Regions from separate parts of the Homo sapiens genome. Here all the other regions are linked to region 2. The links are chromatin loops, found by intact Hi-C in ENCODE. Cell type or tissue: B cell. All regions are shown on one strand.

The links. Hi-C counts contacts between places; a loop is a spot of excess contacts. Peaks named below come from ENCODE experiments on the same cell type or tissue, not always from the same donor. Only the 100,000 strongest peaks of a DNase experiment are listed, where the experiment ranks them.
Region 1: a loop joins it to region 2, with 2.6 times the contacts of the local background. A loop is called at or near these places in 2 of 110 quality-filtered maps.
Region 3: a loop joins it to region 2, with 2.7 times the contacts of the local background. A loop is called at or near these places in 6 of 110 quality-filtered maps.

Annotation. Positions count from the first base shown.
Region 1 is chr12:104,739,916-104,742,415 of GRCh38, forward strand. The region is part of intron 2 of CHST11 (carbohydrate sulfotransferase 11); the gene reads left to right. Among named protein-coding and RNA genes, the nearest start is that of MIR3922, 150 kb to the left of the region's middle. RefSeq lists an enhancer at 1,078-1,127. In B cell, no CTCF peak of the experiment used is centred here; a DNase peak (open chromatin) is centred at 996; H3K4me3 peaks cover 1,009 bases; H3K27ac peaks cover 2,116 bases.
Region 2 is chr12:104,581,376-104,583,875 of GRCh38, forward strand. The region is part of intron 1 of CHST11 (carbohydrate sulfotransferase 11); the gene reads left to right. Among named protein-coding and RNA genes, the nearest start is that of MIR3922, 9.0 kb to the right of the region's middle. RefSeq lists enhancers at 1,518-1,567, 2,394-2,463. In B cell, no CTCF peak of the experiment used is centred here; DNase peaks (open chromatin) are centred at 1,536 and 2,066; H3K4me3 peaks cover 741 bases; H3K27ac peaks cover 2,124 bases.
Region 3 is chr12:104,517,907-104,520,406 of GRCh38, forward strand. The region is part of intron 1 of CHST11 (carbohydrate sulfotransferase 11); the gene reads left to right. Among named protein-coding and RNA genes, the nearest start is that of CHST11, 62 kb to the left of the region's middle. In B cell, no CTCF peak of the experiment used is centred here; a DNase peak (open chromatin) is centred at 1,545; H3K4me3 peaks cover 846 bases; H3K27ac peaks cover 1,796 bases.

The DNA.
Region 1 (2,500 bases), 160 kb after region 2:
GTGCTGATGAGCTTGCTCATCTCCGCAGAGTTCCAGACATCCTAGGGAGAGTAAACCTTTGTTCCATCAAAGCAAATACTCTCCATTTTTGTTCAGTATTTATTGAATGAGATCAGGGAGACACTGATTTTCTGTAAAAATTGTATCCTGAAATCAATGTATTTAGTTTCTACCACTTAGTTTTAGTAGGGTCACTGGCCTTTAAAGAAAAAAATGCAAAGACTTTTCCCAGTTCTTGCCTCACTTTTCTTTAATGAGCTCTGAAATCAGGCCAGCCCAGGGGGACCTATCCCACGTTCCCTATTCTGGATAATAAAATGGGTCACTCACTTCTTTTTAGTTTTATAATTTCCATTGATCATAAATCTACATGTGTTGTCAAAATACTCCTCTGAGGTTGATGGAAGGTAGCAAAGATGGTTTTTCTATTTCATAGGAATGTTATGGCACCACACAGATGACACTCCCTGCCCTCTCACTCTGCCCTGGAATCCATCCCTGCACCTCCAACAAGGGCTGCTGGGTGGATAGAAGGAGAAAATCCCTCTTTTTGCTCTGCTGTCCAGCAGCACAACAAAAAGGCATATTTGGGTTCCAGTCTTTGCTCTGCTGCTTTCTGGGAGTGGGTGGATGAGCTCTCATCTCTGGGCCTCAGTTTTGCCATCTGAAAATCAGAGGGTGGTATCAGATAATCACAAAGGTATTTTGTAACTCTGAAGTTCTGGGTTCTAAGGACTCTGAGATGCAAAATTATTTGAAAGCTCTACAGGCAGAAGAATATTAATACCTCTGATGTCATGCAATTGAGGGTGTCTTATTCACCTCTGGGCCCCGGGTCTGTGTCCCTGCCATTGTGTGTGACTCTGTTCCTGGATATCTGTATCTTCATGTCCTCGGCCATGGCCTAAGAAGCCGCAGAGATGTCTGACTTCCTCAGTGAACAGCAGATGGATGGATTTAGACGTGCTTGTCCCTCTAGCACTCCACGATGGTCTTCCTGTTCCACTTTCACTATGATTGAGAATGGGCCGTCCTTCTTGAAAGAGGAAAAAGGCAGTGAAGTGATAAACAAAATCTTCTTAGTACTCTGCAAAGATGTTCATGTGTTGCCACAAAGCTAATCACCCTTTTCTGAATTCTGCAAGTATTGGGCACCAAGTGCCTGGGACACTGAGATACCTGGGCCTTATCCCAGCTGCCCTGGAGGGAGGGCATGAGTTGAGCTCACATTGTTCATAGTGACATTAACTATGATCAGGATGGAGCAGGTTGAGGCAAAGGGGTGAAGGTAAAGGTGGTGGAAATGGCTCCGTTGGGGCCCCAGGCTTGGTGGTGGTGGTTACTGGGGAGAGAACGAGGGTGTCTTCCAGGCAGGGGTAGGAGGAGGGCTTTGGAGCCCCATCTGCAGAACTAGCTCCACCTCTCTCTTGGGGGAGGACCAGCCTTCCTCTCACTGGAAGCATGCAACATGCAGAAACGAAAGGCCCAGAGCATGGCTCATGCGTGCCTTTGGAACAATGGAGAAATCGGGTATTGTTAAAACATGCTGCTTGACTAAGAAATAAATGGACCTCTTTGGGTGCCTCTCAATTCATAGTTCAGTTACTGTGAAATTCCATGAATCCTTTACAGTCTGTTAATACATATTAATAGCTAATCTTGATATTGCCAGAAAATTGCTCTTCAGACCTCCAATTTGCTTAACAGCTGCCAATCTAAGTTGCCGCCAATTGCCTCTATCGGTCTTCTGTGTCAGTGAGATATTAAGTCGCCATGAGCCAGGCATTTTGCACAGATGACAAATGTGTTTGGCGTTCACTGCAGAACCCGCTCATGTAAAAGCGACGCTCAATCATCAGTTCTCAAAGTGAAACAGAGACCACCAGCCTCAGAATTGGCCTGATAGAATCATCACGGGGCAGCGATCAAGAGCAGGTTCCCAGGACAGCCCGACCCACTGAACCAGAATTACTCAGGGTGGTGTCTGGGAACCCGCATTGCATCAGATTCCCGCTGTGATTCTTACATACACTGAACATTGAGAAATGCTGTCAGGTGAAAGGCAAAGCAACATTCCTGCTATCCTGCCCCCGGCACTTGGGAAACCACCCTCTGTAAGGTTTACAGTAGCTACTTCCTGAGTGCCTACTATGTGCCAGGTACCATGCTATGTGCTTTCCTTGTGGGCTCTCATCTAATCCTCAAAATGACCCTGAGAAGTAGACTTTATTGTTGTCCCCATTTTGCAGATGAGGAAACTAAGGCCTGAAGGGCTCAAGTGATTAGGCCAAAATAGAAGTAGAATATTCTGGTCAGTCTGGGAAGAGAACCAATGAAGCCAACTGGTTCAAAGAAGGGAGAGGCCAGGAGGAGATCCTGAAGGGAGGCAAGCCCCTGCCTCCCAAGAGCATCACCCTCTGGGAGGCCCATCGTGGTAGGGGAGGTTGACGGCCTCCCTGGCTAGGGGAGGGGTAAGCCACCCGGGACTGCTCAGTGGACC
Region 2 (2,500 bases):
CACAGCTGTGTCAACTGTTTAACAAAGTTTTATGGGAGAAAGCTTGATAATTGAGGAAAATTTATCCCTATTTATTTATTTGAACCACAACTTCTTGTAGTTTTTCAGACTTTGAGAAAGCTGGTTATGATTTGATGTAGTGGCCAAACATTGTCGAGTGACTGGAAACCGTTGATTTAAAGGAACACTGCCTGGGATTTCTGGCCTCAGTGAGGGCTGAGGCAGTTATTTGGTGGGCAGGAGGGTGGGGAGGGTCTTTCTGGGTACTGCTGAAGACCCACTACCTCTGTCTAACCTGACAGAGACTTCCCCAGCTGTTCATGACATCCAGGGCAGTGACCTTGGCTGTGTGAGGAGTGGCTCGGGCACAGGTGGTCTCAAAGGGCCTGTTACCCTGGAGCTGCCTCCCTGCATCTTAGCAAGCCTCAGAAGGCACAGGGCATTTTGATGCTGTGGCACTTTGCCATTTGAATTTGAGGAGATTTGTCTTGGCTTGGAAAACAAAGCATTCAACTTGTAGCAAACTAAAAGAAAAAGGAAGAGAAGTTGAGAACAAACACTCCATCCAGGAGTTTGGGCTTTGAGATGGGGATGGGGATGGGACGGAGGGAGGTGGAAAGGAAGTAAGGGATGCACTACGTCATTATCGTCAGCATCATCATTCTATCCTTATTTCATCCAGTCTAAGAAGACTATGGTTGTAGGATGCATCCTTATTTGCGAGAAATTGAAATATGGAAATGTGCGCCTGAGAGTTGTGGCAGCCAATGCACTCAGTGCTTTCCGCTCATGTCCTCCTCTTAATAACTTTATCAGGCAGGTTCTCTCATTATTTCCATCTTATTGGTGAGCAAACTGAGATGCAGGGGGTTAAGAAGCTTGCAGAAGATCACTCTGCTGGCCAGTGGAGGGGCCAGGATTTGAGGCAGGAATTCTAACACCCTTAGAGCCTACCCTTGGCTACAGTGCTCTGCTCCTGAGCAATGAAATCAGCGTTGGGGTAGTCATGTGTGTGTGCGTGTGTTTGTGCTTGAAGACTTTGATGTCAGCATTTTGACCAGATGTGTCAGACAGATATGTTGCCCCTGCCCCATCACCTTTACTGAGTTACTTAAACCCCAGGCCCCTGTTTTCATGTTATTATCTTTACTAAGGGATGCAACTGGAGTTTAAGTTCTTTCTGTGCATTTCACGTCCCCTCTGCACGCCCTTCTCATGGGGCCAATCACTGTTGGGAACACTCAGAGATAATAAACATTTCCCTGCTGTATCATCCTAGAGGATCTGTCATTTATTAACTGTGTACCGTTGGCAAGAACCTCTCTGCACTTGTTTCCTCATCTGTATGATAGAAATAATACATCTCGGGATGGTAGTGAGGAAGGGAGGGTTATATAAAATGACTTCCACTGAAGTGCCTGCCTGGCATTCAGCATTGTATAGAGCCGGAACTCCAAATGTCTTCTGCTTGTACCTGTTTTCCTTCTCCCCAAGTCACCCAGCTCACAGGTGGCCGCAAGCTCTGAACTGGAACTGTTTCTAACACATCTGGCTGCTTCCCCTAGAGACAGACATGCAAATAGCTTCATATCCTCTTGTAGCTGTAACCATTTGCAGACACCTTATTGTCTTACAGCTTTTTAATTTGCCTGCACAAATAGACCTGCCTGGCCAACTTGGAGGGAATTTTAATATCTAAGTGCGGCCACATACATATGTGTTGTATACTGGGGCCATGCCTTCCTGCTTATCAAGGCAACAGAAATCTTGTACATGGTTTTCTTACTTTCTGGATAAAGATGGGACCTTGTCTCTCCATTTTGTCATAACACTTTTTTATCTTTACTTTAAGATGAAACCCTCCTTAAAATTGTGAGTGTTTCCCTGGATTTCCCTGGGGAGAAACCACTACAGTGGCTTTGATTCTTTTTCCCCTCCTTGGGATCATTCTGATCCCATTCCATATCTTTGGAGGGTCTATGGAATGGGGCTCAGCTTTGCATCTTGGATTCACAAGAAGGGAAGCAGGGAGTGAGGGAGATTGGGGGACCGTGGGCGTGTTTCATCAGATGCAGCTCCAATGGCCTTTTCCCTCTGACCATATTTCAACAACCACACTTGACACACAGCCTAGCCTCCCCCAAAGCTCACGTGTGCACCCTCTGCCCCTGTCTGGGGCCTCCCCTATTCATTTTCAGATCGATTCTGACACCTGCTTTTATCTCCCTTACCCCTTCAGCACTTCTTGATGGCAGCAACTTAAGTTATACTTAAGCATCCTATATTCCTAAAATATGCAGAAATTAAACAAATGCCTTGTGCTCTCAGTTTTCAAAGATCTCTCTCTTTTTTTTGAGGATGGAGTCTCACTCTGTCGCCCAGGCTGGAGTGTAGTGGCGAGATCTCAGCTCACTGCAACCTCTGCCTCCTGGGTTCAAGCAAGTCTCCTGCCTCAGCCTTCTGAGTAGCTGGGATTACAGGCACCTGCCACCACACCCAG
Region 3 (2,500 bases), 63 kb before region 2:
CATGTCAGTGCCTTTTCCCACTGAGGATCGTACTGGATAACTTTGGATCTAAGGTCGCTTTGGCAGTGAGAAGTTCCCGCCTCTGAGTCAAGACCACCTTTGAGTCCAGAAATGGTGGCTCACGCCTGTAATCCCAGCACTTTAGGAAGCTGAGGTGGGAGCTTGGCCCAGGAGCTCAAGACCAGCCTGGGCAACATAGTGAGACCCTTACTTGACAAAAAAATAAAAAAATTAGCCAGGCGCAGTGGCACGTGCCTGTAGTCCCCGCTACGTGGGAGGCTGAGGCGGGAGGATTGCTTGAGCCCAGGAGTTCAAGACTGCAGTGAGCCATGATTGTGCCACTGCACTTCAGCCTGGGTGAGAGAGCGAGACCCTGTCTCAAAAAAATAAACATAAAAATAAAGACCACCTTTGAGTTAGCAAGTATGACAGGAGCGCGTGAGTAGGAAGGAGGGAAGATTCGGATGATACACATGTTATCATGCTGTATTTCCTTCACTAATTATATGGGCTCGGTAAGGGATATTCAGAGGTTGTCAGTTGCCTTTGTGCCAGATTCAGTTGGACTCTGATAAAGACCTAGGCAAATACGATGTCTGTGCACCGTGTTCTGGGAAGCACTTTGAAGGACCCCGGGCAGATTCACTGGCATAGTTAATACACCCCGGACTTTCCCTCGCCCTGCATATGGTGGCTTATGAGAAGAAAGCGAAGACTAGAAAATCATTTGTGTGTCACTTTGCAGGAAAAACACTTCAGGTAATGAGACAGGATTTGAGTGGGAAGGTGATTATAACCAACCCTTCATTCATTTTCTACAAAATAGTCAACATGCAGTCTTCCAAGCTGCATAATGAATATAGCATCCTTTAGCTGGGGATGTTGGGAGGATTTATTTTTTATCTGTGATCCAATATTAATTTGCCTTAAACAAAAGAAGCAATTTACTGTGTAATTCTGAGGTTTATGGTGTTTCTACTAAGTCCTTTCATCTTTGAAAGATGGTGTTATGCATTTTAATAGAAACCATTTTTTTCTTAAAATCTTTTCTTTTTCTTTTTTTCTTTCTTTTTTTTTTTTTTTAACTCTTTCTTCTCTTCAGTCGGATTATAGAGTTGGAGCAAATGTCATGATGAACTTTGAGGCCTAGGCCTGGACTCTTGAGGTGTGTGTGTGTGTGTGTGTGTGTGTGTGTGTGTTTCTTTCTCCATAATAGTCCCAACCCTAAACAGGGGTATGGCACAGTACTTCTTATGAACAAAAGTGCTATTGGTCTACAAGGGGACTTGAGCCTGCACTAATTGTATTTGATTAGGATTTTTGTGCTGTCTGTATGATGTTTAACCACACTGTCAATTACAGACTTCCTTTAAGGAATTTCCAGGAAACCCCCTTACCATAAGAGTTTAAATTAATAGTTTGCTAGTTTAATGACAGCAGTTGGTAAAGGAAGCACCTTTCAGACCATTAGCTAAAGCCAACTTCCTTTAAACTTAAAGGAGGGCACAGCATGATAGATGGAGATCTGCCCCAGTGCGTCATCATAAATGCCTCGAGGCAGCCACAGGATGGGTTTTGACCTCAGTGGGGATAGGTTTGGTTAGAGGGTTGGGTAGAACCCCCTAACCTGTAGAAGAATCTAGAAAAGTGAGATGAACGCCTTTCTCTTAAGGCTGTCACTTGTCCAATTCCAACTCCCTCTTTAGTAACCACCTCCCTGCCTCCCAGCGAAGTGACCCCAGGGAGCCGGTTATTATGGCCCTGCTTGATGGATAATTACTGGTTGAGGCTTGATTTGACACCAGCATTTTGCATGATAGCCTGTTAGATTTGCTTGGCTCAGATTGATATTTTCATTCCTCTAAGGCTGCAGCATGGAAACATGGTTGAGTGGGGTTTGCCAAGATGGGATGATTTCCTGTGCTGTGGCAGGACCAGGACAGCTGTTCTGAGAACTGTTTCGGCAAAGCCTTCACAGTTGGTTTTGTTGAAGGCTTTTCTGCAGGTGCAGGGTTGGTTCCTAAAGGACAGTAGTCTGGTTTTCCTAGGAAACTACTTATGGAGAGTGCGTGTGTTTAATTTAGGAGGCACAGCTGTGCAAGGGACTGGGACTCCATCAGGGAACGGGGTGCAGGAGCTCCATGTTCCTTATGTCTTAGCTTCATTCCTAGTTGCTGGCGTCGGAACTGATCAAAGTTGTCTGTTGTCTTTCTGCACACCCATGCTACAGGCAGTAAGGGATGAGGCAGCAAAACCAGTTCACTGCTCATCAGCTGGGGAGGCTTCAGGACAGTCTCTGAACTACTGAGCATTAGTTTCTTTATCTGTCCAATGGGCCCAATGGCACCTGCTCTGCTCATCTCTCAGGATCTTACATGCCACATAAGCTAATGGAGAAGTAAATGCTTTATAAGCCTAAAGGAATGGACATGGGTGCATTCAGTGAGAGGCAGTAGGACTAATGGTTAGTGATTAGTTTGCTAAGTAGGAGCAGCAGTTG